2 separate regions of the Homo sapiens genome follow, and region 2 is linked to region 1. A link is a loop called in an ENCODE intact Hi-C map of the cell type or tissue named here. Cell type or tissue: B cell. All regions are shown on one strand. Each heading gives the region's core, and the rest is flanking DNA. Links, peaks and the distances in the headings are about the cores only.

Region 1 (16,631 bases), core at 6,490-11,489:
CAGGTACATATAATACAATGAGTTTAACTCTTGAGACTACCATTACTTTATTGTGTTAGGTCAGAGATACAAAAACAGACAGATGCACACATAGACATGCCTCCAAATGCTTCAAAATCTATTCTACAAATAGCATTAGCTCCATTTTTCTTCTAATTTTACTCTCATACAAAGATTCCTTTCCTGAGCTGCCTACTTCCCATTTTCTACATTTCCTTAATCCACTCCTTTCTCTACTTAGTATTTTACCTTCTTGAAACTTGCAGCTCTTCAAAATTATGTAATCTCCCAAAGGCCAAAAGCTTCATTTCAGTCTAGTATACATGTTTCTTCAAATCGATAATATTTTATTTATAGTACAAATAATTTTAATATTTTCTCAGTAAACCAAATATATTGTGGAAAATGTCAAAAGTTTAAAAATAATGCCTAAAGCCATAATAAGAAATAATTATATTTAAAAAACTATTCAAGATTGACTACTACTTGAAGATACAGATTTATGAACATGTTCATTATGCAAAACTTTTAAAATGAAAATCTATCAGAATATCTGTAAAAGAGTGTTGTGGTGCCAGGCATGGTGGCTCACGCCTGTAATCCCAGCACTTTGGGAGGCCAAGACGAGTGGATCGCCTGAGGTCAGGAGTTTGAGACCAGCCAGACTAACATGTTGAAACCCTGTCTCTACTAAATATACTACTAAATATACAAAAATTAGCTGGACGTGGTGGCATGCACCTGTAGTCCCAGCTACTGGGGAGGCTGAGACCGGAGAATTGCTTGAACCCAGGAGACAGAGGTTGCAGTGAGCCAAGATGCGCTACTGCACTCCAGTCTGGGCAACAGAGTGAGACTCCGTCTCAAAAAAAAAAAGGTGTTGTGAACTGATTTTACCAAAATTTAAATTTTACACAGAAAATGAATATATATATATATATTTTTAAATGGAGTCTCGCCCTGTTGCCCAGGCTGGAGTGCAATGGTGTGGTCTCAGCTCACTGCAACCTCCGTCTCCCAGGTTTAAGCGATTCTCCTGCCTCAGCCTCCCAAGTAGCTGGGGCTATAGGCGCATGCCACCACAACCGGCTAATTTTTGTATTTTTAGTAGAGACGGGGTTTTGACATGTCAGCAAGGCAAGTGATCTGCCTGCCTTGGCCTCCCAAAGTCCTGGGATTATAGGCATGAGCCACCGCACCCAGCCATATATATAATTTCAAAAAACCCACTACACTACTACTACTTGATATGAATAATACTTGATGGTCTATTTTTTTGTGTGTTAAGATAAAAATTGTATATAGATAGTACTGAAAGGCTATTAATAGTTAACATAGCTGGATTTTTAAAAAAGTAGTCATTGGCTGGGCGTGGTAGGTCACGCCTGTAATCCCAGCACTTTGAGAGGCCAAGGCGGGCGGATCACCTGAAGTCAGGAGTTCAAGACCAGCCTGGCCAACATGGTGGAAACCCCGTCTCTACTAAAAATGCAAAAAATTAGCTGGGCATGGTGGTGGTGCACGCCTGTAGTCCCAGCTACTTGAAAGGCTGAAGCAGGAGAATCACTGGAACAGCGAAGGTGGAGGTTGCACTGAGCTGAGATCACACCACTGCACTCCAGCCTGGGTGATCAAGCAAGACTGTGTCTCAAAAAAATTAAAAAATAAAAAAAATAAAAATAAAAAAGGCAGTCATTAAAATGATAATCCACTTATAAACTGATTCTACATATTATGTGGTAAAGTCTAAATTAAAACTCACATCGAATTATATAATTTCAAGTTATATACTTAGTAATTTCTACTAGTTTATCAAACCTTAATCTAATATCATAGATAATTTTAACAGTATGACCCCCCCAAAAATTACATGTGAGTCTTTTTAGGAAAAACATTTCTAAATGATTTTTAGGCCCAGATAATATGACCATAACTTTCTTTTTTTATTTTTTGAGATGGAGTCTCACTCTGTCACCCAGGCTGGAGTGCAGTGGTGCGATTTCAGCTCACTACAACCTCCACCTCCCGGGTTCAAGCAATTCTCTGCCTCAGCCTCCCGAATAGCTCAGCTGACAGGGCTCCGCCACCATGCCTAAGTTTTTTGTATTTTTAGTAGACACAGGGTTTCACCATCTCGGCCAGGCTGGTCTTGAACTCCTGACCTCGTGATCCACCCGCCTCAGCCTCCCAAAGTGCTGGGATTACAGGGGCTAGCCACAGCGCCCGGCAGACCATAACTTTCAAAAAGAAACATCTTTGAAACTTTTTCCATGACATCCTTCCAACCTATTGCTACATTGTGGCAATAGGTTTTAAAAAATGATGAATCCAAGGAATCATCCACTTTAGAGTATGACATCTGTTTTCTTTTAATCAAAAAGATGACTGGTAGGTGCTATTTCTTATTTAATTAAGCAAGAAGAATTAAAACAGTAGAAAATAAACAAAGTTGGGGAACATAAAGAATGAGATGCAGCCAGGTGTGGTGGCTCAATGTCTATAATCCTAAAATGCTAGGGCATTTTGGGAGGCCGAGGTGAAAGGATCACTGGAGCCCAGGAGTTTTGAGACTAGCCTGGGCAACATGGCGAAACCCTGTCTCTACAAAAAAATACAAAAATTAGCCAGGCGTGGTGGCACTCGCCCGTAGTCCCGGCTACTCAGGGGGCTGAGGCAGGAGAATTGCTTGAACCCAGGAGGTTGAGGCTGCAGTGAGATGTGATCATGTCACTGTACTCTAGCCTGGGTGGCAGAATGAAACCCTGTCTCCAAAAAAAAAAAGAAAAAAAAAGAATGAGATGCTACAATTAACTGAAAAAATCTTATCTTACCATCAGTAGATACCACAAGTGTACAAGTGGCTGTACCAATTTTTTAACTCTTCTGTATACCTCAGTTTCCCTATCTATAAAATACAGGATATAACAACAATATCTACATCATAAGGTGGTTGTGAAGATTAAATAAGTTAATACACGTAAAGTACCTAGAACAGTGTCTGGTACATTCAAAGTGCCAATAGCTATTAGCTATTATTATCTATCTCATTGTTTAAAAGTAATCAGTCACAAGAAGAGCTGGAGTGAGTATGATTCTATTGGGCAGAACTGGGCAACCTCAATTCCAAAGAGAAAGCCCTACAGCCAAAATCTATACTTTTGGAAGAGGGAGATAACAAACTGTTTCAGTAAACTGTTTAATTTAGTTCACATGTTCTTAGCATCAATACCAGAACTTAAAGATAAAACCCAAACCTTCTCCAAAGAAAGAGGGTTATTCAGGTAGGCCCTAGAGTGGTCTCAATTTCATAACCCACTGAGTGATGTTACAGTAGTAATCTTTTGCTTCATGAAAATTCCAATAAGAGGTAGACAGATGCTGGGGGTAGTATTTGTAGGTGGATAAATTTGGGATGAATAGGTAAACACTAAAACCAATAAAAATAAAAACAAAACAACAAAAAATCCCTAAATTAAAAGCTCCTGCGGCTGGGTGCAGTGGCTCACGCCTACAATCCCAGCACTTTGGGAGGCCGAGGTGGGCAGATAGTTGAGGACAGGAGTTCATGACCAGCCTGGCCAACATGGTGAAACCCCATCTCTACTAAAAATACAAAAATTAGCTCGGCATGGTGGCCCATGCCTGTAATCCCAGCTACTCAGAAGGCTGAGGCAGGAGAATCGCTTGAACCCAGGAGGTGGAGGTTGCAGTGAGCTGAGATGGTGCCACCATACTCTAGCCTGGGCGACAGAGTAGCGAGACTCAGTCTTATTTAAAAAAAAAAACAAAAAACAAACAAAAAAAGCCAGGCGCGGTGGCTCACGCCTGTAATCTCAGCACTTTGGGAGGCCGAGGTGGGCGGATCACGAGGTCAGGAGATTGAGACCGTCCTGGCTTACACGGTGAAACCCTGTCTCTACTAAAAATACAAAAAAATTAGCCGGGTGTAGTGGCAGGCGCCTGTAGTCCCAGCTACTCGGGAGGCTGAGGCAGGAGAATGGCGTGAACCTGGGAGGCGGAGCTGGCAGTGAGCCAAGATTGTGCCACTGCATTCCAGCCTGGGCGACAGAGCGAGACTCTGTCTCAAAAAAAAAGTTCCTGCAAAACCTTACTCAAACAGAAATCAACCTGAAAAGAAATTTTTTAAAGAGTACAGGCAGGGCACGGTGGCTCACATCTGTAATCTCAGCACTTTGGGAGTCTGAACTGGGTGGATTGCTTGAGCCCAGGAGTTTGAGACCAGCCTGGGCAACACAGAGAAACCCCGTCTCTACAAAACATACAAAAAAGGGCATGGTGGCACATTCCTGTAGTCCCAGCTACTGTTTGGGAGGCTGAGGTGAGAAGACGGTTTGAGCCTGGAAGATAGAGGCTATAGTGAGCAGAGATTGTGTCAATGCACTCCAGTCTGGGTGACACAGCGACACCATGCCTCCAAAAAAAAAAAAAAAAAAAAAGTCAAAGTAGGATAAAATGAAGCTTAATGTATTCATATAGGTGATTTATATGATTTATATTAAAAGTTACCAATGGGGCTGGGCATGGTGGCTCATGCCTCATGCCGGTAATCCCAGCATTTTGGGAGGCCGAGGTGGGCAGATCACTTGAGGTGAGGAGTTCAAGACCAGCCTGGCCAACAGGGTAAAACCCCATCTCTACTAAAAATACAAAAATTAGCCGGCCTCAGTAGCACGTGCCTATAATCCTAGTTATTCGGGAGGCTGAGGCAGGAGAATTTCTTGAACCTGGGAGGCAGAGATTGTGGTGAGCCAAGATAGCGCCATTGCACTCCAGCCTGGGCAACAGATTGAGACTCTGTCTCAAAAAAAAAAAAAAAAAAAAAAGTTACCAATGAAGCATAATTTTCATCAGGGAAAAATTGGCCATTATATTGTATGTACATATATTTGCATATGTTAAAAAACTTGATGTATTTACATTAATAAAAGTTTAGTCAAAACAATGGCCATTTTAGTAAAACAAAAATGTTACCTTTAAACTCAAACTCTAAACTTCAAAGGAAATGAAGCCTCCAATTTAATGTAATCAACTGTCACACCTTCTAAATTTATAGCCATTAAATAAGAACTTTCCACATAGTATGTTTTCTTTTCTTTTCTTTTTTTTTTTTTTTGGGAGACAGAGTCTCGCTCTGTTGCCCAGCCTAGAGTGCAATGGTGCGATTTCGGCTCACTGCAACCTCTCCCTCCCGGGTTCAAGCAATTCTCCCGTCTCAGCCTCCCGAGTAGCTGAGATTACAGGCACCTGCCACCACGCCCAGCTAATTTCTTTTTTTTAGTAGAGACAGGGTTTCACCATGTTGTTTAGGCTGGTCTCGAACTCTCTGACCTCAGGTGATCCACCTGCCTCAGCCTCCCAAAGTGCTGGGATTAGAGGTGTGAGCCACCATGGCTGGCCCGTATGTTTTTTCTCCTTCTTTTTTTTCTTTTTGAGACTGGCTCTCTGTCACCCAGGGTGGAGTGCAGTGGCGTGATCACAGCTCACTAGGGCCTGAAGCTCTCGGGGTTCCGGTGATCTTCCCACCTCAGCTTCCCAAGTAGCTGGGACTAGAGGTGTGTGCCACCTATTTTTGCATTTTTTGTGGAGACAAGGTCTCACTACATTGCCCAGGCTGGTCTTGAACTCCTGAGCTCAAGCCATCCACCCACCTAGGGCTCCCAAAGTGCTATCATTACAGGCATGAGCCACCACACCTGGCCTCTATTTTATTTTAATGAATTGCTCCTAATTTTGAAAGATACATTTTAGACAAAGAATCCCCATAAAATATATTTTTCCATATTTTTGAGAAATAGAGAACTATTGGTTTCATTTGTATCTTTTCCTTTTTTTAGCCAATTAATAATGAATAATTATGATGAAAAAATTAGTACCAATAACTAAACATACTAATAAGGATGGGAAAGTGACTTTAAAATTATTCTAAAGTAGTATTTTTAATATTCATCTACAATTAATTATTGAATTATTGTTCCCTACAAGCTAAAATATTAGTTTTATCCTCTATACTATGCAACTATGACCCTGAAATGGTTGTCTGATTTCTCAGCCTCCTGGCTCAAGCAATCCTCCTGCCTCAGCCTATCGAGTAGCTGGGACTATAGGTGCTCCCCACCATGCCCGGCTAATTTTTTTTTTTTGGAAGGGACAGGATCTCACACTATCTTGCCCAGGCCGGTCTCAAACTCCCAGGCTCAAGCATTCCTCTCACCTCAGCCTCCCAGTGCAGGGATTACAAGCAAGCCACTGCCCCGGCCTCAAAAGTTTTTTTTAGGCTACTTTTGTAGATGAATCTCAAGAACAATGTGCATGTTGGTTAGTATCAATTTAAGCCAGAACTTGAGAAAAAAATTAGGTATTTACTACAAAATTATAAATTTAAATGATTGGTTTCTTTCCTTCATGAAGCAAAAATAAAGCTGACTTTTCTAGAAAAGACTGTAAAGAGGAGACAGAAGCAACTGACCCTCTACTTCTCTTGTTCTTTCTTTTCTTTTTTGAGATGGAGACTCGCTTTGTCGCCCAGGCTGGAGTGCAGTGGCGCAATCTTGGCTCACTGCAACCTCCGCCTCCTGGGTTCAAGTGATTTTCCTGCCTCAGCCTCCTGAGTAGCTGGGATTACAGGCACCTGCCACCACGCCCGGCTAATTTTTTTTATTTTTTTGTGGAGATAGGGTTTTGCCATGTTGGCCAGGGTGGTCCTGAACTCCTGGCCTCAGGTGATCTGCCCATCTCCGCCTCCCAAAGTGCTGGGATTACAGGCGTGAGCCACTGCACCTGGTTCTACTTCTCTTGTTCTGTGATATGAAAATTATCCTAAGCTGTAAGATTCCCAAGAAAACTGAAAGAATGGGGACGCGGGTAAGCTTTGCTAACCGTGGCCTTCCCCATCCACCTCTTCCCCCAACTTTTCCCATAAAAGCAACCTCTACTAATAAAACAAAGCATCTTTTACAAGTAGCTCCCTACAGGGATCCTATCTGTCCTTGAGTGCTTACCACAATCTGATTTCTGGACAGCTGACCCAAAGTTTGTTGATTTTACTGATCTTCAGAAAGCCACTGACTGGCTAAAGTCTTATTGGTGAACAGAGTCAAAAATCAGATGCCCCTGCCAAGCTTTACAGAATGAGGAGTTGGACAACACAGTTACGTTTGGCTGCACTGTGGTGAAACATATGAGGTATCTTCTTTTTGTCTTCAATCAGCCACATTTGGGCTGAGTAGTTCTATTACATCTTCAAAAAACTGAGCTCCAGTTCTTGATGGAGACAGAGGAAGGTCATTGAGGAGGTGGTTCAGCTCAAGAGCTAAGTGAAAAATGTCTTTTGATTCACTCCTGCTTGTGGATAGAAGTCATCTTCGGGATGGAAGAGGGAGTGAGATGACCTAGAGTCTTGAATTGGTGGATCTGCAGGAACAGAAACTAAATACAGTGGAGACCTCTTAACTGAGTAACACCACGAGATGGATTTCCTGACAAAGTGCCAATATAGGCTAAATATAAAGATTAAACATGTGCAATAAAAGTGATCATGCACTTGTTTTTCCAGATATCAAATGCATTTGTACCATTTTATGAATACATGTTTTCTTAATAACTGATTATAAAACAATGTAAAAAAAAAACCAATTTAAGAAAAATAGACCCATTCAAACAAAAAGCCTGTAATTTTGCCTATATGAGTGCCATTTCCTCACGTTTAACAAGTCGGTTCTTTCAAATGACTTTTTATCCATATACAAACTATACTCTGTCTAGTCCACATAGTGTCAGTAGTAACATACATCAAATTTTAATTTGAGATAGATCTTTCAGGTTTTTTTTTAATCCCCTAGAGAAATGAAATTCAAATTACACCTCAAGGTACTAATTTACAATAATCTACCTGCTTACAAATTCTAAGACTTGCATTAACCAAGTTTATTCCTACATATCAACCAAAAGAAGAGTACGTATCATTAAGTCAGGCAATCTTTAAATGTGAGTAGTGGCCACCTCAAAGTTCCCTCAAACTTTGATTTTAAAAAAACTTTAAAGGCCCACAACCAGATTACTGTGGATCTAATTTAAATTTTCTACATACATTTACAAGAATTTTGATGAACATTTGATTACTTACTTCTACTTACAATTTGAATATGTAAATTTACTGTATATACTCTCATAATTATTAGACCAGGAATCAGCAAACTATGGTGGCCAAATGCAGCCTGCCACTGATTTTTGTATATAACGTTGTACTGGGACACAGTCATGCTTTTTCATTTATGTATTGTCCATGGCTACTTTCATGCTGCAATAGCACAAAAAGCAGTCATGACAGGGACCACAAAACCTAAAATATTTACAACTGGCCCTTTATAGAAAAAGGTTGCCAACCCCTGATATAGACAATTATTAAAACATATATAATACAATTAAATTATTTTGAAATGAAACAGAAATAACATGTAGAGTTAAAATTAGTTATAGGTCAACCATAACAAATATACCACAGAAAGAAAAAAAACGTAAAATAAGTCCCAAGAGGACACTCCATCTGGCTTTCAGATGAAAAATTTGATCTTTACATATAAAATATATATACATATATATGTAAATGCTATAAAACTAACATTCAAGAATAATACAGATACACGCTATGGAACTGTTCATTTAAAAATGGTTAATTTTGTCATGTAAATTTCACCTCAATAAATTTTTTAAAAAATAAGAGTATATGCAGTACTTTACAGATTTCTACCTTTAAGTGGGCCACATCATAGTACAGTGGTTAAAGATTTAAGTTACATCTTACCTAATAATGTGGTTTCTCCAATATCTCTTAGATCATCTCAGACCCTTGTGTATATTTCTTCTTTGCCAGTAGATGGAGACAACACCACTGAAAGTTTAAAAGACATCATTCCCTGTTTAAAGGGAGCTTGCTGGTCTGAAAACTGGGGGAACCCTAACCCAAAGATTTCTTCATTTATTTTTTAAAAGACAGAATGGCTATGCCAAAATAAGAAATCCAAGGGAATGTACCCAATATTAACTACGGATATCCTCAAAAATTTACTAAAAAGTAACTAAACTCTGTCTGTGATATGGTAACTAAATCGTATTAAAGTGCAATCATCTCTATAGCTTATAAGGTTCAAACTACCTGCTCTGTGCTCTCATTTAGGCTAGATCATTTATTTTTCAGTTTCAGAAAGTGTAACTCAGAATACATAAGAAAAAGAGTTGTCTGAATTCCACAGAGGTAGATGCAGTACATACATACAGTATTTTAATTAGTCATATATGCTGCTAGAAGCTTTTTATTCAAAATAAGACAACTATCCAGATCCACATGAAATAATAAGAACTTTAAAAAGAGAGTTAAAGCAGAAATGGTAGAAGCAGTAAGAAAAAAATTCAATTTTATGATCATACTGAAGAGAAACGCTCATGAAAGGGAAGAATCAAATTTACCTACTTAAGTTTCTTATTCACTACTAAGAATTACATAAACAGAACAAAAACCATCTGTAAGAAATAAATTTCAATTTCAAACCTAGAAGCTTAAGAAGTCATCTCAAAATCATTGTTTATCTATATTTTTCAATTAATAGCTTTCCTTTCCAAATTCAAAGCCTTAAAGCCATTTTTTTCAAATGCAATCACGAAAAACACCCAAAAGCAAAAAACAAAGAAAAACCCCAACAAGGTTATCGAGCTTAAAAGAGAAAACTAAGATATCACTATACTATTTACATCTGCCACAAGGACTCCTGTCCTTAAAGTCCACTAAACAAGAACAACAAATTTGATAAAAAAGGTCTTAAGAAAAATACTTGCCTTAAACCAAATAATCATCAGTTTTGAAAGGGAACAGAAAAATCTTTAAATCTTTTAATTTTATGTACATTTTGCTTACCCCCGATTATACATCAGGACTAAAATCAGCTTACATAAAAAGTGAATTCAGTATTCAAATATTTATTGCCATAGCTACAATACCTACCCTAGGTTAAAACTAGAACTGACAACTAAAATAAATCCTCTTACAACTCATTACTAGACAAAGTAGGTTAAAGTAGCCATGAACCACAAACTTCTATTTAACTCTTAAATTTCACGGTTTCTGTGAGACATCAACTATTATCTGCCAAGAAAACTATAACCACATTCTAACTGCCTTTAAGAGCACATAAACAACCAAACACATTTTCATCATCCACATGGCAAGCACTCTGTGACTTTACTAAGTTAATCTTTAGGCTGGCTCCCTCTTGACAGACAACAAACTTTTCGATTCCCAATCTTTCAACTATTATATAATGCAAATAATGCTAGTTAAATAACAACCTCCAAAACAGAAACGTACTTTGCAATTTTCAAAGTGTATTCACTTATATTATTAACTCAATCTTATAATAATGGAAAAACCTTAAAGTAAAAACTATGGCCAGCACACATAATCCACAGTGAAATGTTAATGATATTTGTATTTTGCACTGTTACCTGTCCATCAGCACAGATGAGAGAGAAATGCTCAAACTAAAATGCCCTAAGTAAAACAATAACTAGAAGAGTGTCCTGGAATTCTAAGATTAATTATAAAAGAGATGTACTAAAGTGTAATTTTCACAGACCACATTACTACTATAGGAAATAAAATGATCAACAAGGAATGAGTTTTCTTTGTATTAATTGGATTTTTGGAAAACAAAAACAAAAACACCAGGAGTTAACCTGGCAAGTTCCTCTTGAGGATCTATGATGTCAGTGCTCCTGCCTCCACCTGCTGGCAAACAGATTATGAAACTAGCTGAGATCTCAAGGTAAGAAAGTTAGCATTTTTGGAGTAACAAATTAATGTTGTTTTATGTAATATCTAGCATGATGCTAATTTTGTTAATAAATCATTAAAATGTTGATGAAATCCATTATACTTCTACAGAAAAACACATTTAATGTCACATACACACAAAAAAAATACAAAAGTTTTTTTTATCAGAATGTTACCTATCAGGCCAAAAATCATCAAAAAAATTTTAATTACCTGATAAATGACATCTTGGAAAAGGACTGGAAAAGTAAGTGCTGCATCTTCTAGCTCATTTAGACTACAATGCACTAGTGTTTCATCCTTAAAATAAAAAACAGAAATTGAATGAAACAAGATAGTAAAAGAAACTTCAAAGGATACTTTTATCCTTAATCACCAAAACACTAAAGCACCCATTCATATGTTGAATTTTACATTTATAATATATTACTATATGTGGCACAGCAATTTGGGGTAGGAGTTTCTAAAGTCACTAGTTCTCAGGTATAGCTCCTGGACTAGCAAGCAGAATAAACATCATTTGAGAACTAGTTAGAAATGCAAATGTTAACCTCACTTCTGATGATCAGAAACTCAGGGGAGGGGATGGGTCTCAGCAATCTCTGTGTTTTTTTTATTTTTATTTTTTGAGACAGAGTCTCGCTCTCAGGCTGGAGTGCAGTGGTGCGATCTCAGCTCACCGCAACCTCCACCTCCTGGGTTCAAACGATTCTCCTGCCTCAGCCTCCTGAGTAGCTGGGATTACAGGCGCCAGCAATCACGTCTGGCTAATTTTTGTATTTTTAGTAGAGACAGGGTTTCACCATGTTGGTCAGGCTGGTCTCGAACTCCTGACCTCAGGAACATGCCTTGGCCTCCCAAAGTGCTGGGATTACAGAAGTGAGCCACCGTGCCTGGCAACAATGTCTGTTTTTAGAAGCCCTTCGGATTCTGACACATGCTCAAGTTTGAGAAGCAAGGCTTTGAGTTCTGCAGTTGCCAACTTTCAGTTAAACCCACATGCATGCTACTTTTTTACAATCAGCAAATGTAAGTGTAGAATCTAATTATTAAAAATATATACTCTGTTCATTTAACTCCTTATCCTCCAACTTTTTATAAAGCATCTTACTTTAAGTAGATGTTTTAGTATCTCACAAATTACGTTTCATGTAATTTTACTCAGCACCAGATGATCTAGGTTCACTGCAACCTCCACTTCCCGGGATCAAGTGATTCTCCTGCCTCAGCCTCCCAAGCAGCTGAAATTACAGGCGCCCACCACCACGCCCGGCTAATTTTTGTATTTTTAGTGGAGATGGGGTTTCACTATATTGGTCAGGCTGGTCTCAAACTCCTGGACTCAAGTATCTGCCCGCCTTGGCCTCCCAAAGTGCTGGGATTACAAGCGTGAGCCACTGTGCCTGACCTAGATAAATTTTCTTTCCTTCCTTTTAAAATTGAAATGAGATCTCACTTTGTTGCCCAGGCTGCAATGCAGTGGCACAATTGTAGCTCACTGCCGCCTCAAACTCCTGGCCTCAAGGGATCCTCCTCTCTCGGCCTCCCGAGTAGCTGGGACTACACGCTTGCAACACCAGGCTCATTCATTTTTTGTAGAGACGTGGGTCTCACTATGTTGTCTAGGCTGGTCTCAAATTCCTGGGCTGAATGGAGCCTCCCAAAGTGCTGGAATTACAGGCATGAGCCACTGTGCCTGGCTAAGATAAATTTTCTATGAGAGCTAAACCACATCTCCAAATATAGGGTACCAATTATAGGGTTCCAGTAACAAATGCTTAATAATAAAATATTTTCCAATATGACATGAGATACATTTTTACTAATATCAAGAAATTAGTTCCTTCCTCAATCCCAGGGCTTCACTTTACTAGCCTTAAAAAAAGTAAACAGATTTTAAAAATGCAAAATTAATAAGAAATCAAGAGGCAGAGGGGAAATGTGACTATATATTAAATTTGGTTAGCAAATGATAGGAGATCATTGTTTTCAAAGCTTTTCTGGTACCCTAAAATATCATTTTTTTTTCTGAGACAGAATCTTGCCCTGTTGCCCAGGCTGGAGCACAGTGATATGATCTCAGCTCACTGCAACCTCCGTCTCCTGGGTTCTAGTGATTCTTGTGCCTCAGCCTCCAGAGTAGCTGAGATTACAGGTGTGTATCACCATGCCCAGCTAATTTTTGAATTTCTAGTAGAGAATGGGTTTTGCCATGTTGGTCAGGCTGGTCTCAAACTCCTGGCTTCAAGTGATCGGCCAAAAGTTCGGCCTCCCAAAGTTCTAGGATTACAGGCATGAGCTACCACACCCAGTCCCTAAAATACAAATTTTTAAATCACATCAAGATATCATACTGGGGCCGGGCTCAGTGGCTCATGCCTGTAATTCCAACACTTTGGGAGGCCGAGGCGGGCGGATCATGAGGTCAGGAGGTCGAGACCATCTTGGCTAACAAGGTGAAACCCCGTCTCTACAAAAAATACACAACAAAAAATTAGCCGGGCATGGTGGCAGGCGCCTGTAGTCCCAGCTACTCGGGAGGCTGAGGCAGGAGAATTGTGTAAACCCGGGAGGCGGAGCTTGCAGTGAGCTGAGATCGCACCACTGCACTCCAGCCTGGGCGACAGAGCGAGACTCCATCTCAAAAAAATAAGAAATTGTGCTTTTGAGACTATTAATAAAAAGTGTATTGGTATAATATATATGTAAAAATAAGAATAAGAAAAGGGTTATGGTCTTGCATATGGTTAATTAAGTTGACCCAAATTATTTTTGGTCCTTCAGGAAAACATGATCCTGACAAAAAAAAGGGAAAGCTAACATAAGCATGATTCTAAAAAAGAATTTCACCCCTTTATTCTCTCTACCTCTACAGATAATATACTTACCAAGTCTAAAACTAGGGAGAATTCCGGTGTGCTTCTTGTTTTCAACGGAAGAGCAGGTTTCCTATTTAGTTGTTCTTCTGTCAGTGGCGGGACATGTTTGATGAAATAATAGCTATAAATCAGATTTTAAGAAAATTTCAACATTTTACTTTTTATACATATAGAACATTACTAAGCTCAGCCCATTTAAAAATCTATAAAGCAGTTAACCCAGAAAACAAAACTTATAAAACATATTAATAAAAGTGAAAACATACAAATTAGTATCTCTGTAAAATAGTAACAGCTGTTTTTGTTTGTTTGTTTTTGAGACAGTCTCACTCTATCACAGGTCACTGTAACCTCTGCCTCCTGGGCTCAAGTGATCCTCCCACCTCACCTTCCCTAATAGCTGGGACTACAGGCATGTGCCACCGTGTCCGGCCAATTTCTGTATTTTTTATAGGGACGAGGTTTTGCCACGTTGCCCAGGTTGGTCTTGAACTCCAGGCTCAAACAATCTGCCTGCCTGGGTCTCTCAAAGTGCTGGGATGAGCCACTGCACCCAGCCCCATTAAAAGTTTCAAATACCTACAGGTCACATATCTTGGCAATATACTATTTAGCCACCAATCCACATATATAACGTACTCTCATCATGCTCCAAAAAGGAAAGAAAAAAAGAGAAAAAAGCAACTCACGGGTCAAATACTTCCCAGTCTTCTTCATAGGTGGCCTCCGCGTGGGCTGATGAATAACCACTATCTGGAGTTACTGGTGCTATTTAACATAGTGAAAGAAAAAATGTTGCTTTTACTTAATGCTTCATGAAATATATATTTTTACTGCTTCTATCTAAGATCTTCCTAAAGCCTTGTGTATTTTAAAGACAGAAATAACTTGTAAACACCTAAAAGCCAATTTATTAACATACAGATCTAACTTTAGATCTAAAGGGAAAAATGACCACTATAGAAAAAATGGCAAACCAGATCATGGCTAGAATTAAGATGTTTATCAGCTAAGAAAAAATCTACTACTTATTACTAGAAAAATATACACCAAAAAATGTAATCTTCTAATTGTATGGTGTTTACATGTAATCACCAAAAAATTTCATGGTGCTCTTATAGGGGTAATAGTTCATAAAATGCCTTGTACATACACGCAGTCAGTAAATGTATGCTGACAACAGACCCAAATGTAGGTTTTTTGTGTTTTTTTTTTGAGATGGAGTCTCGATCTGTCGCCCAGGCTAGAGTGCAAATGGCATGATCTCAACTCACTGCAACCTCCACCCCACAGGTTCAAGCGATTCTCCTGCCTCAGCCTTGTGAGCAGCTGGGATTAGACACGTGCCACCACACCTGGCTGATTTTTGTATTTTTGGTAGAGACTGGGTTTCTCCATGTTGGTCTGGCTGGTCTCAAACACCCAACCCCAGGTGATCCGTGCACCTCAACCTCCCAAAGTGTTGGGATTACAGGCGTGAGCCACTGCGCCCGGACCATGAACAGTCTTTAAAAAGTTCATGAGCCCTTTGAAGATTTATTTTAAAAAACTGTATGTTCCCAGGAATCTCAAGACTATGATCTCTTTTTTTTTTTTTTTGAGGCGGAGTCTCGCTCTGTCACCCAGGCTGGAGTGCAGTGGCGTGATCTTGGCTCACTGCAGGCTCTGCCTCCCAAGTAGCTGGGACTACAGGCATGTGCCACCACACCTGGCTAATTATTGTATTTTTAGTAGAGACGGGGTTTCACAGTGTTAGCTAGGATGCTCTCGATCTCCTGACCTCATGATCCACCGGCCTCGGCCTCCCAAAGTGCTAGAATTCCAGGCGTGAGCCACCGCACCCGGCCACGACTATAATCTTAAAAAATTAAGAAATGCAGCCAGGAGTGGTGGCGGGCGCCTGTAATCCCAGCACTTTGGGAGGCCAAGGCAGGCGGATCACCTGAGGTCAGGAGTTCGAGATCAGCCTGACAAACATGGAGAAACCCCATTTCTATAGAAATACAAAATTAGCTGGGCATGGTGGCACATGCCTGTAATCCCAGCTATTCAGGAGGCTAAGGCAGAAGAATCGCTTGAACCCGGGAAGCAGAGGTTGCAGTGAGCCGAGATTGTGTCATTGCACTCTAGCCTGGGCAACAAGAGCAAAACTCCATCTCAAAAAGAAAAACAAAAAATTAAGAAATGCTACTCTATGCAGACATTCTGTTTTTTTCTTTGTTTGTTTGTGTTGAGGCGGAGTCTCAATCTGTTGCCCAGGCTGGAGTGCAGTGGCGCGATCTGGGCTCACTGTAACCTCCGCCTCACCGGTTCAAGCAAATCTCCTGCCTCAGCCTCCCGAGTGGCTGGGATTATATGCACCTGCTACCACGCCCGGCTAATTTTTTGTATTTTTAGTAGAGATGGGGTTTCATCATGTTGGCTAGGCTGGTCTCGAACTCCTGACCTCAGGTGATCCACATCAGGTGACCCGGCCTCGCAAAGTGCAGGGACTACAGGCATGAGCCACTGCATCCAGCCAGAAATTATTCTTTTAACCTTTTTTTTTTTGAGACAGGGTCCTGCTCTGTTGCCCAGGCTGGAGCACAGTGGAGCAAACACTGTGGACTCGACCTGGGCTCCAGCAATCCTCCTCAGCCTCCCAAGTAGGTGGGACTACAGATGTACCACCACACCTGGATTATTTTTAAAAATTTTTTTGTGGAGACAAAAAAGTATCTTGTTATGCTGCCCAGGCTGGTCTTGAACTCCTGGGCTGAACAGATCCTCCTTCCTAGGCCTCCTCAAGTGCTGGTGAGCCACTGTACCTGATCAAAATCACTGCTTAGAAGACTTACTATTTTACTTCTAATTTATAAACACTTAAAAATGATCAAGAAGTAATTCTATATTGCATGCCATAGTTCATT
Region 2 (16,631 bases), core at 5,655-10,654, 230 kb after region 1:
CTTGTTCCTTAACATTTGCTTCTATTTCCATTGTAATTTTTAAAAACCATACTTAGATTTTTGGCAAGCAATGAAAAGATGGTCATGCCTCTGCACAGTCTGCTGCAATGTATTTTTTCTACACTTGGCAGAAAACCCAAGGTTTCTGCCCTATTTTTTGTTCTCTGCCCTGCAGTTCATCTAATCTTCTAGCTCATGGTGGCTTTCTCTGCTAGATATTGTTCTGAAGAGTGACCCAATTAAATATGGCCCCATTTGATGCAGTGGGACTTTATGTGGGGCTAGTTTCAGATGACCACCTTGTAATTTTCCGAACCTTTATTTATGTAGTTTTTTTTTTTTTCATTCCTCAGCACCTGCTGCAGATGCTAGTGTGCCATCACAATAAATCCTCCTGTGCTGACTTTCAGGCAGAAGACACAGCTGTGAGCAGAGCTGGTCATGTGTCATCTACTGCTTTTTAAGCAGATCCTCGTGTGTATCCATTGTCTGAGCTTTAAGTAGAAGCTTTTTTAACCTACATAGTTTTTCACTGAATCTGTTAGTTTCAGCATGCTGTTTGTGTTGTTTTCAGTAGTGCAATTCCTGATATCTATCAAGTAAACACCATTAAGGATTGAGCTCACTTCATGCTCCTGTTCAGGTGCTATGTTTTGATTTGTCGGTATCCCAGAGAAGCAGCCCATTGCATCCAAGGCCAGAACAGAAGGCAGCGATTGCAAAACATCATATTTTGTAGCAGGACGATGTAGTAACTTTGAAATACTGATCCTTATTAACATATTGGTGTGCACAATGCTTTCTTTTGGCATCTGAGTATTGATGGGATTATTTTAAATCCATATTAAAAATTACTCCAAAGCAGGCAGATTGCTTGAACCCAGGAGACCAGCCTGAGCAACATAGTAAAACCCATCTCTACAAAATATACAAAAATTTGCTGGACATGGTGGCCCATGCCTATGGTCCCAGCTACTTGGGAGGCTGAGGTGGGAGGATCATTTGAGCAAGAGGATGAGGCTGCAGTGAGCCATGATCACACCACTGTACTCCAGCTTTGGCGATGGGAGTGAGACCATGTCTCAAAAAATGAAAATAAAACAAATTACTGATATTTAACTGGGCACAGTGGTTCATGCCTGTAATGCCAACACTTTGGGAGGTTGAGGCGGGAGGATCATTTGAGGCCAGGAGTTCAAGACTAGCCTGGGCAACACAGTGAGACCCCATCTCTATTAAAAAAAATTTTTTTTTTGGCCGGGCATGGTGGCTCATGCCTGTAATCCTAGCACTTTGGGAGTCCAAGGCGGGAGGATCACAAGTTCAGGAGATCGAGACCGTCTTGGCCAACATGGTGAAACACCATCTCTACTAAAATACAAAAAATTAGCCAGGCGTAGTGGTGCGTGCCTGTAATCCCAGCTACTTGGGAGACTGAGGAAGGGGAATCTCTTGAACCCCGGAGGCAGAGGTTGCAGTGAGCTGAGATGGCGCAACTGCACTCCAGCCTGGTGACAGAACAAGACTCCATCTCAAAAACAAAAACAAAAACAAAAAACAACTTTGGGAGGCCAAGGCGGGTGGATCACCTGAGGTCAGGAGTTCAAGACCAGCCTGAACAACATGGTGAAACCCCATCTCAAAATACAAAAAAAAATTAGCTGGGCGTGGTGGCAGGCGCCTATAATCCCAGCTACTCTGGAGGCTGAGGCAGGAGAATTGCTTGAACCCAGGAGGTGGAGGTTGCAGTGAGCTGAGATTGCACTGTTGCACTCCAGCCTGGCTGACGAGCAAAATACTCTGTCTCAAAAAAAGAAAAAAAAATTTTTTTTTTTTAATTAGCCAGGCATGGTGTCATGTGCCCGTAGTCCCACGTACTCAGGAGGCTGAGGTGGGAGGATCGCTTGAGCCCAGGAGGTCAAGGCTGCAGTGAGTTGTGATTACACCACTGCTCTCCAGCCCGGGCGACAGAGCAAGACCCTGTCTCAAAAAAACCAACCAAACAAACAAACAAACTACGGATATTTTAAAGCAAATCTGTTAATTTCCATAGCCAGGTAAGTTATTTCAAATGATATGTAGCTAGACCACACTCAGTACATACTGTGCTATTTCATGCCTCCATGCCTTGGAACACTCTGTTTCTCTTTGCTAGAATGCACTCCCTTTGCATTCTCCTAAGTCTTTTAAGATACTATTTGAATGTCTCTTACAAAACAATTTCATCTTTGTGCCTCTACTACACCTAATTTACATGTTTGGTATTACACTTACTATAAGTGTATTACTGCTATTTAGTTTATACATATGTCACCTTGTTATAGATTGTGAGATCCCTAAAGATAAGGACTATGTCCTTATCTTTCCACCATTTAGCACTGTGGCTGACATATATCATGTTTGATAAAGGAACATGATTTATTTCCTCTGGGTGGTATTTGACTAATCCTTGGTCTTTCTATCACATATAAAGAAAATCCTAAAATAGATGAATTTTTCATGTTGAATTGTCTGAATTCGTATGAATGTATGAATTTGGGGGTGTTTTTTAAAAGTGGAAATAATTTAATGTTTTTTAATGCTTATGAACATGCTCAGAGCAAAAAAAAAAAAAATCAGATAGTCAGAATGGGAAAACAAACAGTGAAAATCACCAACAGTTTCATCCACCAAAGTAAAACCACAGTTAACATTCTAGCATAGAGCTTTCCAGACTTTTTCCTTTTTCCTTTTTTTTTTTTTTTTTTTTTTTTTTGAGATAGAGTCTTGCTTTATCACCCAGGCTGGAGTTCAGTGGCACAACCATAACTCACTGTAACTTCGGACTCCTGGGCTCAAGCCATCCTCAGTCTCCCAAGTAGCTGAGATCACAGGTGCATGCCACCATGCCCAGGTAATTTTTATTTTTGCAGAGATGGGGGTCTCACTATATTACCAAGGCTGATCTTGAACTTCTGGCGTCAAGTGATCCTCCCTCCTCGGCCTCCCAAAGCACAGGATTACAGGCATGAGCCACCACTCCTGGGCCCATCAATGCATTTTTAATGCATATCAAAAGTACCATGTGTATTGTTTTGTGACCTGCTTTTTCACTTAACAATATCTTGCAGGCAACTTTCCATGTAATAAATTTATTGCTACATATCCGTTTTTGGTCAATGCATAGAACGATGTACTATATACTTTATTTAACGAATCTCCTATAGATGATCACTAAGTATTTTAGGTAGCTTCTTATGGTCGCCCAGAACAAAGACATCCCTCAAGACACTTTATTTTTATTTTATTATTATTATTTTTAGAGAGAGTCTTAGTCTGTCACCCAGGCTGGAGTGCAGTGGTGCAATCCTGGCTCACTGCAACCTCTACCTCCTGGGTTCAAACGATTCTCATGCTTCAGCCTCCCGAGTAGCTGGGATGCATGCCACGACACCCAGCTAATTTTTGTATTTTTAGTAGACATAGGGTTTCGCCATGTTGGCCAGGCTGGTTTCGAACTCCTGACCTCAGGTGATCCACCCACCTCGGCCTCCTAAAATGCTGGGATTATAGGCATAAGCCACCATGCCCAGCTGGCAAGATACTTTAAAAATGTAGGAAAGACTCATTCAGATTTCCTCAAGGATCAAGAGGGCAAGTTAAAGGATGTTCAGTCCATAGATCAAAACTGGAACCAGAAGTCCATCTATCAGGACACAGCTCTATAAACCAACTACTCTTTCTGACACTTCTTTTTTTTTCTGACTGAGTCTTGCTCTGTTGTCCAGGCTGGAATGCAGTGGTGTGATCTCAGCTCACTGCAACCTCCACCTCCCGGCTTCAAGCCATTTTCCTGCCTCAGCCTCCCCAGTAGCTGGGATTACAGGCACCTGCCACCATGCCCAGCTAATTTTTGTATTTTTAGTAGAGATGGGGTTTCACCATGTTGTTCAGGCTGGTCATGAACTCCTGACTTCAGGTGTTCTGCCCGCCTCAGCCTCCCAAAGTGCTGGGGTTATAGGCATGAGCCACTGCGCCCAGCCTCTTTCTGACACTTCTGTCTCTCCTCTCATCTCCATGTCTCCCCAATTTTCTCTTCTTCTTCAGAGTTTTTGCTTCCTCTCAACTTCCACTTGTACAGAGCTTTGACTTGGCTTGCTCTCGTCTCCTACATGTGATATTCTTTTGGTTTCTGTCCCTTATTGTCAGTAAGTAGAAGTTCAGATATTTTTATCCTATACCCAGAGGATGATCTTGTACACTCCACTTGAGATCCCCGGTGTAGAAGTGAAAGAAGTAGCGAGAAATGGAGGTGAAGAGATAAGTGGGGGCCAGATCATAGAGAGCTCATATTAAAGAGTCTGGCTTTTTACCCAAGAGTAAGAGAAAACCACTAAAAGATTTTAGGAATATTTATGATTTAGGAAGACTTTTCTAGCTAAGTGTGATTGTGCCTGCAAGTCTGTAGATGGCAGGAAGGCTAGTTGAGAGACTGTTGCAACAATTCATATGAGAAACATTAGAGTCCAAGAAACATCCCAGAAACAGTTTTTAACTTGGACAGTTCTATCAGTGCTGGGGGCATTCCCTGAAACAGGAACTCTGGAGAGCTGATGAGCTTACAAGTCGTTTCTATAAGGCAGAAGGTTTTCTAGTTGAACGAAAAATTACACATTACTTCACTAAGTCCTTGAAGATCTTCATCTGACAACCTCAGACCTTTTCTACTCTCAAATTCTATTCAAGAGCTGTTTGGGGTTGTGGTTGTCTTAAGTCTTAAACCATGAAGCTAATTTTTACTCCTCTAGCTTTATCCTTTGTCATAATGAAATAAATTTTCTTGACTGAATAACATGTCATGCCTTTTACCTCCTCCTGCCAATGTGTGACGGATATGTAAGAAAAAAATACTAAAAAAATTTTTGATAATCCATTCACAAAGTGTGATCTTTCTCCATGTTCCCCCCACCACCCCACTTTTTGTTACACTTTCTCTTTCTCCTCCTCCTCTTCCCTCTGGGAAGTCGTTTTGAAGGAACAGGCATCTGTCTAGACTGTTTCTTATTTCTAGAAAGTATTAGGTGGATGACTGATGCTTCAGAAATATGGATTCCAAAGAAAAAGGAAACAAGATTACTGGGGTTTAGTCAACTAGCTTTACAACAAGACACAAACAATTCCCTTAGTCTAGTAGTAGAATGGTAGGTATGGGCCTGGAAAGGTTCATTCATCATGCCTGATGTTCCTCACATCTGGGCCTGCCTTTTATTCCTCAAGAAGAACTTATCCTAGCAAGACTGATGGCCAGCTCTCCTGAGCATTCTCGAAGCTGAAGCAGGATACCTCTCCACTGTCTTTCCTCCTTTTCCTCTCCCACTCAAAGATAATTTTTGGGTGAGAGCAAATTAAGTCTAGGAATTTACTAACTTGAAACATTACTTTTTAAAGTGTATGTCTTAGCTATAGTATTATTTATCTATAACTTTGGCTAAAGTAGTAAGACCTGATCCATCTGACTTAAATCCATTGAAATGTGTTCCCCCAAAACCCTATCAAAGAATTTACAACTTCTATCTCTTACTTAGGACTCCTTTAACTGTAGTTTACATATCTTAGAGTTTTTCTAGATGGATACATAGAAACAGCATTTCCCTGGAACAGAGGCTCATAAAAATGATGGTATAGGCCAGGTGCAGTGGCTTATGCCTGTAATCCCAACAGTTTGGGAGGTCAAGGTAGGTGGATCACTGAGGTCAGGAGTTCAAGACCATTCTGGGCAATACAGAGAGACCTGTCTCTACAAAAAAAGTTTATTTATTTATTTATTTATTTTTATTTTTATTTTTTTTTGAGACAGTCTCACTCTGTCGCCCAGGCTGGAGTGCAGTGGCGCAATCTCGGCCACTGCAAGCTCTGCCTCCTGGGTTCAAGCCATTCTCCTGCCTCAGCCTCTGGAGTAGCTGGGACTACAGGCGACCGCCACCACGCCCAGCTAATTTTTTTGTATTTTTAGTAGAGACAGGGGTTTCACCGTGTTAGCCAGGATGGTCTTGATCTCCTGACCTTGTGATCCACCTGCCTCGGCCTCCCAAAGTGCTGGGATTACAGGCGTGAGCCACCACGCACGGCCACTGGAGATGTAATTTACATACCATAATGTTCACCCATTTAAAGTGTATAATTCAATGATTTTTAGTATAGTTACAGAGCTGTGCAACAATTGCTACTATCTAATTCCAGATTATTTCCATTATACCAAAAAGAAATCCATAAGCAGTCACTCTCCATTCTTCCTCCCCCTAGGTCTAGGCCTACTTTTTGACTCTATGGATTTACCAGTTCTGGACATTTCATATAAATGGTATCATACTATATGGGGTTTTTTGTGATTGGATTATTTCACTTAGCATAATGTGTTTGAGCTTCATCTATGTTTTTAGCATGTATCAATACTTCATTACTATTTTTTTTTTTTTTTTTTTGAGACAGAGTCTTTCTCTGTCACCCAGGCTGGAGTGCAATGTCGCGATCTTGGCTCACCGCAACCTCCGCTTCCCGAGTTCAAGCGATTCTCCTGCCTCAGCCTCCTGAGTACTTGGGATTACAGGCGCCCGCCACCACGCCTGGCTAATTTGTGTGTGTGTGTGTGTGTGTGTGTGTTTTTAGTAGAGATGGGGTTTCACTGTGTTTGCCAGGATGGTCTCAATCTCCTGACCTCATGATCCGCCAGCCTTGGCCTCCCAAAGTGCTGAGATTACAGACGTGAGCCACCACGCTTGGCCAATGCAAGTCTTTTCTTTTTTTTTTTTTTTGAGACGGAGTCTCGCTCTGTCGCCCAGGCCGGACTGCGGACTGCGGACTGCAGTGGCGCAATCTCGGCTCACTGCAAGCTCCGCTTCCCGGGTTCACGCCATTCTCCTGCCTCAGCCTCCCGAGTAGCTGGGACTACAGGCGCCAGCCACCGCGCCCGGCTAATTTTTTTTGTATTTTTTTTTAGTAGAGACGGGGTTTCACCTTGTTAGCCAGGATGGTCTCGATCTCCTGACCTCAAGATCCACCCGCCTCGGCCTCCCAAAGTGCTGGAATTACAGGCGTGAGCCACCACGCTTGGCCAATGCAAGTCTTTTCAAAGAATTTATTACTCTTGACTTGTGCACAAGTCATGGCCTTTATTTTCTAGCTCTGCAAATTACTGTTGTTAACCCAGCACTTATATACCTGCTTATCACTTTTATTATCTGTTTTAATAATAGAGATCACAGAAAAGTGAAATGCAATGCAAAACAAATCCCAGCCCAGTTTGCAAACACCAAGCATGAGCAAGAGGCCAAGTGAGCTGCCAGCCTCTCATTCAACCTTATGTTCCTAGTGCAACAAGCAGCAGCAGTTCTGTATCACAGTGATGTTATAGAACCTGTAGCCAGTCTAGGCCCTGTGATTCATGTTCCCTACATATCTGATTGTATCTAGTTTGCAATGTGAAAATCCACTGTAGAAGAAATGTCTGTAAGTGTAAGTTGCTATGGAAACGTGGAGAAAGAAATACTTAATTCCTTCTTGGAGGTACCAGGGGGATTGAAGTTCAGGGAAGGTTGCCCATTTGATCTGAGTTTTGAGTAAGGAGAGAATGTGTTCGTAGGTATACAAGGGGGGACAGGCACATCCAGGTGAGGATACATCATGAAGAAACAGGAAACATTGCTGTGGAAGTTTAGAGAATGGAAATTTGTCTGTCATGGCTGAAACAAGGTTTTTTGAAAGCCAATTTTCAAATAAGTTTTAAAATAATGTAAATGTACATCTATTCTATTGTGTAGAACTAGTATATCTTATATCCTAAGAACAGGCATTGCTATTCCTCAATCACTTCTCAATGACTTATTTAGATAATTTTACTCACATTAATCTGCATTAATTTTCTTCCCATTAGCCATTTTTCTCTAAGAGTTACTATAATTTACAAAAGGTACTGGCAGTCTGTGATAAAAATATATATCCACGTACAGTCATTCACGTGGCTTGGGGGCTGAAAACTGAGCTCTAAGCAGGATATCTAGATGTTGGCATGTCCTTCAAGGAACTCCATGAACCTGGGCAAGTTGCTCAACTTGTTTTGACCTCAACATTTTTTATGGGTAAAACAAGATGATCTCTAAGATCCCTTCGACTATAATGGTCCTTTCAGATGGTGAATTGTGAACTAAGCAGCCTAATGTCCTATCTGGCTAGGAGATTTGCCTTACATGCCTGGAACAAGACAGAAATTAAAATATTTATGTCCTAAGAAAGGGTCTCTCAGGTAGAGACCCCTAGACAATGATGGGGCAAGGCAAATAACCTCACACTTAAGTACATGATAAACTGCTGCCCATGCTAATCTGTCATTAAAGTTTGGTTAAATTAGAATCAGAAATTTGTAGACATGAGCAGTGCTATTTTGTTGTTGTTGTTGTTTTGAGGCAGGGTCTTGCTCTGTCACCCAGGCTGGAGTGCAGTGGTGTGATCACAACTCACTGCAGCCTCAATCTCCTGGGCTCAAGTGATCCTCCCACCTCAGCCTCTCAACTAGGTTGGACTACAGGTGTGCACCACCATGCCCAGTTAATGTTTTTTTTAAAAAAAAATTTAGAGATAGGGTCTCAATATGTTGCCCAGGCTAGTTTTGAACTCTTGGCCTCAAGTGATACTCCTGTCTTGGCCTCCCAAAGTATTGGGATTACAGGTATAAGCCACCACAATTGGCCACTATGCTTTTTTAAAAATTGTAGTAAAAGGCCAGGCACGGTGGCTCACGCCTGTAATTCCAGCACTTTGGGACGCCAAGGTGGGCGGATCACTAGGTCAGGAGTTCAAGACCAGCCTGGCCAACATGGTGAAACCCTGTCTTTACTAAAAATATAAAAATTAGCTGGGTGTGGTGGTGTGCACCTGTAATCCCAGCTACTTGGGAGGCTGAGGCAGGAGAATCGCTTGAACCCAGGAGGCGGAGGCTGCAGTGAGCCAAGACTGTAACACTGCACCCTAGCCTGGGCGACAGAGTGAGACTCAGTCTCAAAAAAGAAAATATTGTAGTAAAATACACAGAACATGAAGTTTACCATTTTAACCATTTTTAGGTGTACAATTCAGTTGTATTATGTACATTCACAATATTGTGTAATCATCATCACTAACTATAAATGCTATGCTTTCGTGTTTTGTTTTTCCTCCCTTAGTTTCCTTAGATAATGTTATTTTAAATAAATCTTCTCCCTCAGCTGAATGAAAAGAAAAGAAACTTTTTCGCTTGGGCATGGTGGCTCACGCCTGTATTCCCAGCACTTTGGGAGGCCGAGGTGGGTGGATCACGAGGTCAGGAGATCGAGACCATCCTAACTAACACGGTGAAACCCCGTCTCTACTAAAAATACAAAAAATTAGCCAGGCGTGGTGGCGGGCACCTGTAGTCCCAGCTACTTGGGAGGCTGAAGCAGGAGAATGGCGTGAACCCGGGAGGCGGAGCTTGCAGTGAGCCGAGATAGCACCACTGCACTCCAGCCTGGGCGACAGAGTGAGACTCTGTCTCAAAAAAAAAAAAAAAAGAAAAGGAAAGAAAAAAAACTTTTTCATATCGCCATTACAGTTTTTCTTTTTCTTTCTTTCTTTCTTTTTTTTTTTAAGAGGCAGGGGTCTCACTATGTTGCCCAAGCTGGATTCAAACTCCTGGACCTATGCAATCCTCCATCCTGAGCCTCCAGAGTAGCTGGGACTATGGCATGTGCCAGTGCATCAGGCTACAGTGGTTCTTAACTTGGAGATCCTTTTCCCCCTCAGGGGACTTTTGGCAATGTCTGGATACTATTGACATCTAGTGGGTATAGGCTAGCAATGTTGCTAAACATCCTACAATGTACAAAACAGTTGCCCACTCGCCCCCCGCACAACAAAGAATTATCTAGCCCCAAATGTCATTAGTGTTGCTTTTGTGATTCCTTGCTCTTTCAGAATCAGTCTGGGGCTCTATGCCTCTCTCTCTCAGCAATGGAGAGGCATGGTGGTAATAAGATTGGAAAAGTTTTGAAACCCAAGGAAATACAGCAAGACCCAGGCAGATAAAGAGAAGAAACCAAATAAGGATGAACTGTGAACATTAATTCCTTTTCTCCTAGTGATCCCCTCATTGTGTTGCTCTCTAATTCTATGTTAGTGGTCATTTTATAACTGTTCCTGTAGTACAATACTTATCAACAGCATGACTACAATGGTGAAAGGACAGGACCAAGATGCAAGAGGCCCAAACAGTGAAAGGCAGTGTTTAATTACTTCTTCATTTGGAATGAGTTATTTCTAAGAAGCAGTCTTCTCTTGAAATTTGACTTCTATTGTACCTTGATCATTGGCATCTGACCCTCAGTTTCCTGGATATGCTAGTAATATGTCTGGTCCTGATTGTGGATTGTTTGCAATCTTTTTCCAAGAGGAATATTAGTTTGGTTAGTAGTCTCAGTGGAACTTCCTAGCAGAAAAAAATAAGCAGTAATTCCTCTTCTAACTTCACTCTTGGCCGGGTGTGGTGGCTCACACCTGTAATCCCAGGACTTTGGGAGGCCAAGGTAGGAGGATCGCTTGATGTCAGGAGACCAGCCTGGGCAACATGGCAAAATCCTGTCTCTACTAAAAATACAAAAATTAGCTGGGCATGGTGGTGTATGCCTGTGGTCCCAGCTACTTGGGAGGCAGAGGTAGAAGGATCGCTTGAGCCCAGGGTGGAGTTTTTTGTTTGTTATGGTAGTTTGTTTGTTTTTTAATTTTTATTTATTTATTTACTTTTATACACATGAGCCACCACGCCAGGCCAATTAGACCAGTTTTTAAATTTTAAGAGTTTGACTGCTCATTTTAAGACTATAAGTCATTTTGACACAGACCTATGTTAGAAATGAGCTGAATTGTCCTAAGACCTAAATATGGGGAAATGGCCAGGTTGTTAAGTTCCGTACTTAAATGTTTTATGAAGTCTCAAATGATTGCTGCTAAGAGAGGATCCTAACTTTTGATCCAATGAGAAATAATTTGCTCATGGAATGAGGAACAGAGATAACAGAGTGGGGAGGTTCCCAGGATGCGGCTTGCCTTTCCTCCCTCCCCGCCCAACAAAAGAACAGAGGTAGCTATACCAGCACTTCCCAAATTGTGCTCCATGGGACAATAATGCCTACAAAGTCAGCAAGTGTTAAGACAAAAATTGGGGGGGTGGTGGGGTTAAAACCAGGATGCAAACTAATTATTAGGTTCCCTAAGTGAAAATGTCAGTGCTCCAAGAAGCAGACATCAATTAGAATGCTTTTTCAACATAGTTTCCTTATTTTTCACTCAAGGTAACATTCAGTAATTACTGGATATTTCCTGCACTGGCTTATCAGCCATCTGCTCCTGGTAATCTTGCCCCTAGAATTTTGTCAAAGTTCCAACCAGAAACAGAGATTGACCCTGCCCGTCTCAGTAAGACCTGACCTGATTTCTGCTCCCTGCTCCCCAGGTTATCTGCCTTCTTCTCGTTTAATCAAGAAGATTGATAGGCTGGGCGTGGTGGCTCAAACCGGTAATCCCAGCATTTTGGGAGTCTGAGGCAGGCGAATTACTTGAGTTCACGAGTGAGACCAGACTGGGCAACATCTATTAAAAATACAAAAACTTAGCTGAGCGTGGTGGCAGGTGCCTGTAGTCTCACCTACTCGGGTGGCAGAGGTGGGAGGATCACTTGAACCGGGAGGCAGAGGTTGCAGTGAGCTGAGATCGTGCTGCTGCACTGCAGCCTGGGCAACACAGCCAGACCCTGTCTCCAGAAAAAAAAAAAAAGATTGATAGTGAAGACATCCAATTATAACTTTTTCTTTCTCATTTGGAGCGCTAAAAGGTAAGCATCTTCTCGTCTCCACTAGAAATATTATAAGGTGGTAAGCGTTTTTGTAATGTAGTATATTTGATATGCTCTTTCCTTTCCTCTGATATAATTTATATGCTTTATGTTGTGGAAAAAGAACAACTTAAGGTTGTTCTTAACCTAAACTTAATACGTTATTTTCGCAGTGACTGCTTAGCTCTGCAAGTGATGTTCAGGATGTTCACATATTCACAGGCATGTGGTCACAGACTCACCCTGCTATTCAACACCTACAGAGTTAATAGGTTTCCTTATACATGAATATTCATAGCAGCATTATTCGTAATAGCCAAAAGGTGGAAACAAATTAAATGTTTTCTAACTGAATATTTAACAAAATGTGGCATATCTATATACTGGAATATTATTTGGCAATAAAGAACAATGTGGTCTGGATTTCATATTATTAAAGTCAATGTTGGCCAGGTGCAGTGGCTCACGACTGTAATCCCAGCACTTTGGGAGGCCAAGGCAGGTGGATCACAAGGTCAGCAGTTCGAGACCAGCCTGGCCAACATAGTGAAACCCCGTATCTACTAAAAATACGAAAAAAAAAAAAATTAGCCGGGCATGGTGGCAGTCTCTTGTAATCCCAGCTACTTGGGAGGCTGAGGCAGGAGAGTCACTTGAACTTGGGAGGCAGAGATTGCAGTTAGCCGAGATCATGCCACTGCACTCCAGCCTGGGTGAGAGAGCAAGACTCCATCTCAAAATAAAATAAAGTCAATGTTAATAAGATTTTAAAAGTTATTTTTTTGGAATGTAAGCGCTTGGAAAACTTAAAGGCCAGAAATGATAACAGTAATGGGAAAGCTCCAGAGTGTGAAGTTAAAGGGCCATGAGAAGGGTTCAGGCTTGTTTTTGTTCATTTTGATCAACCAATCTGTTATTATTATTATTATCATTATTATTTGAGATGAAGTCTCGCTCTGTCTCCCAGACTGGAGTGCAGTGGTGCAATCTTGGCTGACTGCAACCTCCGCCTCCTGGATTCAAGCGATTCTGCTGCCTCAGCTTCCTGAGTAGCTGGGATTACAGGTGTGTGCAACCATGCCCAGCCAATTTTTATATTTTTAGTAGAGATGGGGTTTCATCATCTGGCAAGGCTGGTCTTGAACTCCTGACCTTGTGATCCACCCTCCTCGGCCTCCCAAAGTGCTGGGATTACAGGCATGACCCACTGTGTCTGGCCCCAATCTGTTATTTTTTTTATTATTATTTTTTGAGACGGAGTCTCGCTCTGTCGCCCAGGCTGGGGTGCAGTGGTGCGATCTCGGCTCACTGCAAGCTCTGCCTCCTGGGTTCACGCCACTCTCCTGCCTCAGCGTCCCAAGTAGCTGGGACCACAGGCGCTTGCTACCACGCCCGGCTAATATTTTGTATTTTTAGTAGAGATGGGATTTCACCGTGTTAGCCAGGATAGTCTCGATCTCCTGACCTCGTGATCCGCCCACCTCAGCCTCCCAAAGTGCTGGGATTATAGGCGTGAGCCACCGTGCCTGGCCCCCAATCTGTTATTTTTAAGCCACAATAACAAAAACGTCTTTATTGCTGCCATTACTGAAAAAAAGAACTTTATTATTTTTTCTTATATCTCAATTCTTCCCATTGAGACCATCAACTTTTAAATGCAATTTTTAAATAATGTGTGTTTTTTTTTTTTTTTTTTTTTGAGACAGAGTCTCACTCTGTCTTGCCCAGGCTGGAGTGCAGTAGTGTGATCTTGGCTCACTGCAAACTCTGCCACCCGAGTTCAAGTGATTCTCCTGCCTCAGCCTCCCTAGTAGCTGGGATTACAGGAACCTGCTACCGCACCTGGCTAATTTTTGTAGTTTTAGTAGAGACGGGGTTTCACCATCTTGGCCAGGCTGGTCTTGAACTCCTGACCTCGTGATCCGCCCACCTCAGCCTCCCAAAGTGCTGGGATTACAGGCATGAGCCACTGCGCCCAGCTGATAACGTGATGTTTTAAACCCAAGTTGTGCAAATAACACAACAGTGCCTTTATTTGCTGCTTATTGAATTCTACCTTGTAATACTTTATCTCTCAGATTGTAAGCTTATTGAAGACAGGAATCATACCATTCATCTTCATATTTCATTTCTCCCTTGGCTTCAGAAAAAGACTACCATGTCTAACACATAGGCACTGAATACCTTTTTTTTCTTCAGTGAAATTGAATGGGAATTTTAAAATTATGATCTTTTTTAAACCTTTTTTATTGTGAAATCAGCAAGGCAGAAAAGAGCACAATACAAAAATGTATAGCTCAACAAATTATCCACAAAGCAACATCCATGTAGCTATTACTCAGCTCAATAAAAACATTACCAGCAACCCTCTCTCAATCACTATCCCCTTTGTTCTCCCAAAGGTAACTATTATCTTGACTTTTGTAAACACATACTCTTAAATACTGTAGGTTAGTCTGGCCTGGTTTTTAAAACTTACTACAAATGGAATAACACTGAACAGGAAGAGAAAACCTTGAAATATTCAGAGCTGAAAATGATTAAGGTGAGTATTTTTTAGATGCCTGCCCCCCGCCACATTTTCTCTCCCTCTCTACCTGCCCCAGAAAAAGGAAGCCCTAATTCCTTAGTTCTCTAAACCTGCTCATCCAAGAGGCAGTTACCCTAGAGGAGCCGCCTGCTGGAGCATCCCGCCCAACACATTGCCGTGTGAAGAGCTCCCCTGCTGCTACTGACTCCGGATGACTGGGATCCATCAGGAAACTCCGTCCAAGGGCACTAATTGTGCATGTGTTCTTTTGTATCTCAGATTCACCTATAATGAATCCATAATGTTGTAAATAGATTTGTACCTAAAATTCATCCATAATCATCCATAATGTTGCATATAGATTTAGCCTGCTCATTTCCATTGCTGTATGTCATTCCATTGTATGAACACATCACACTACGTATTTACTCGTTCTTTTTTTTTTTTTTTTTTTTTTTTTTTCAGATGAGGTCTCGCTCTGTCGGCCCAGGCTCCAGTGCAGTGGTGTGATCTCGGCTCACTGCAAGCTCCGCCTCCTGGGTTCAAGCCATTCTCCTGCCTCAGCCTCCTGAGTAGCTGGAACTACAGGCGCCTGCCACCACGCCTGGCTAAGTTTTTGTATTTTTAGTAGAGACAGGGTTTCACCGTGTTAGCCAGGATGGTCACCATCTCCTGACCTCATGAACCACCCGCCTCGGCCTCCCAAAGTGCTGGGATTACAGGCATGAGCCACTGTGCCTGGCCTCATATTTATTCATTGTACTGTCGATGCCATATTTAGGTTATTTCCAGTTTGGAACGATTACAAATAACATCTCCATGAACATTTATATATATGTCTCTTGATATATATGTGTTGACTTTTGTACTGGATACCTGAGGGTGGAATTGCTGGAATTGCTGGATCACTGAGTATGCACCTTCCACCTTAGTAGAGAAAGTCAAGCTGTTGTTGTATCACTCCTGCCAGCAGTGTATGAGAGTTCCCAGTGCTTCACACCCTTGCCAACAGTTATTATTGTAGTCTGTTTAATTTTAGCTTTTCTGGGGGATATACAGTATTATCCAATTGTGGGTTTTTGTTTGTTTGTTTTGTTTTGTTTTTTTAGAGACAGAGTCTTGCTCTGTTGCCCAGGCTGGAGTGCAGTAGCAGGATCACAGCTCACTACAGCTTCAAACTCCTGGGCAGAATTGAGCCTCCCACATCAGCCTCCCAAGTAACTGGCACTGCAGGTACATGCCACCCTACCTGGCTAATTTTTATTTTTTTTCGTAGAGACAGAGTCTGACTATGTTGCCCAGGCTGGTCTTTTTATTTTCCTTTAATTTTTATTTATTTATTTATTTATTTATTTATTTTTAGAGATGGGTTTTCACCTTGTTGCCCAGGCTGGTCTTGAACTCCTGGGCTGAAGCAACCCTTCAGCCTCGGCCTCCCACAGTGCTGGGATTACAGGCATGAGCCACCATGCTCAGCCCCAATTGTGGTTTTAATTTACATTTTCCTGATCACTAATGAGATTGGGCAATTTTCATATGTTTATTGGCTATTTGATATCCTCTTTTGAAATGCCTGTTCAAGTCTCTTGCCTGTTTTTCAATTGAGTTGTTCATCTTTTTGTTATTGATTTCCAGTAGTTCTTCATACAGTATACTCTGGATACAAGCCTTTGGTCAGTTGTATATGTCGTAAATTTCCTCTCCTTTTTGTAGCTTGTCTTTTCATTCTCTATATAGTCTTTTGAAGAAGAGAAATTCTTGATTATAACACAGTCAAATTCATCAACTTTTTAATATGTTCCCTGTTTTAGAATGCTTTCCCTACACCAAGATCATAAAGGTATTCTGTATTATCCTCTAGAAATTGTATGTTTTTCCTTTCAAATTTAGATCTACAATCTACATTGGATTGTCTTTTATATATGATGTGAGTTAAAGGTTGTTTCTTTTTTTCTTCCCAAGATTCTTTTTCAAATATCATAGTGTCATTTATTGAAAAGACTGTTCTTTCTCCACTGCTCTGCAGCACCATCTTTGTTAAGAATCAAATGTTGATCAATATATGAGCCATTTCATTCTATTTGTCTATCCTTGTACCGACATCACACTGTCTTAATTGCTATAGCTTTATACCATGTCTTTATATCCAAGAGAACAAGTGCTCCATTCCAGTTCTTCTTCAGTTTGGGTCTTGGCTATTTGCATTTCTGTATAATTTTTAGAATT

What was found. A loop is a pair of places that touch in the nucleus more often than their neighbours do. Peaks named below come from ENCODE experiments on the same cell type or tissue, not always from the same donor. Only the 100,000 strongest peaks of a DNase experiment are listed, where the experiment ranks them.
Region 2: it touches region 1 in a loop (7-fold over the local background); 5 of 110 quality-filtered maps call a loop at or near these places.

What each region holds. Positions count from the first base shown.
Region 1 is chr15:44,494,239-44,510,869 of GRCh38, reverse strand. CTDSPL2 (CTD small phosphatase like 2) reads right to left here. Exons shown (of 13, transcript NM_016396.3): 6 at 14,412-14,490; 7 at 13,732-13,843; 8 at 11,057-11,143. Among named protein-coding and RNA genes, the nearest start is that of EIF3J-DT, 34 kb to the left of the region's middle. In B cell, for the core only: CTCF peaks have their summits at 8,710 and 8,910 (motif pointing right); a DNase peak (open chromatin) is centred at 8,899; H3K27ac peaks cover 397 bases.
Region 2 is chr15:44,259,137-44,275,767 of GRCh38, reverse strand. No RefSeq gene overlaps it. Among named protein-coding and RNA genes, the nearest start is that of GOLM2, 21 kb to the left of the region's middle. RefSeq lists a silencer at 13,647-13,852. In B cell, for the core only: no CTCF peak of the experiment used is centred there; no DNase peak of the experiment used is centred there.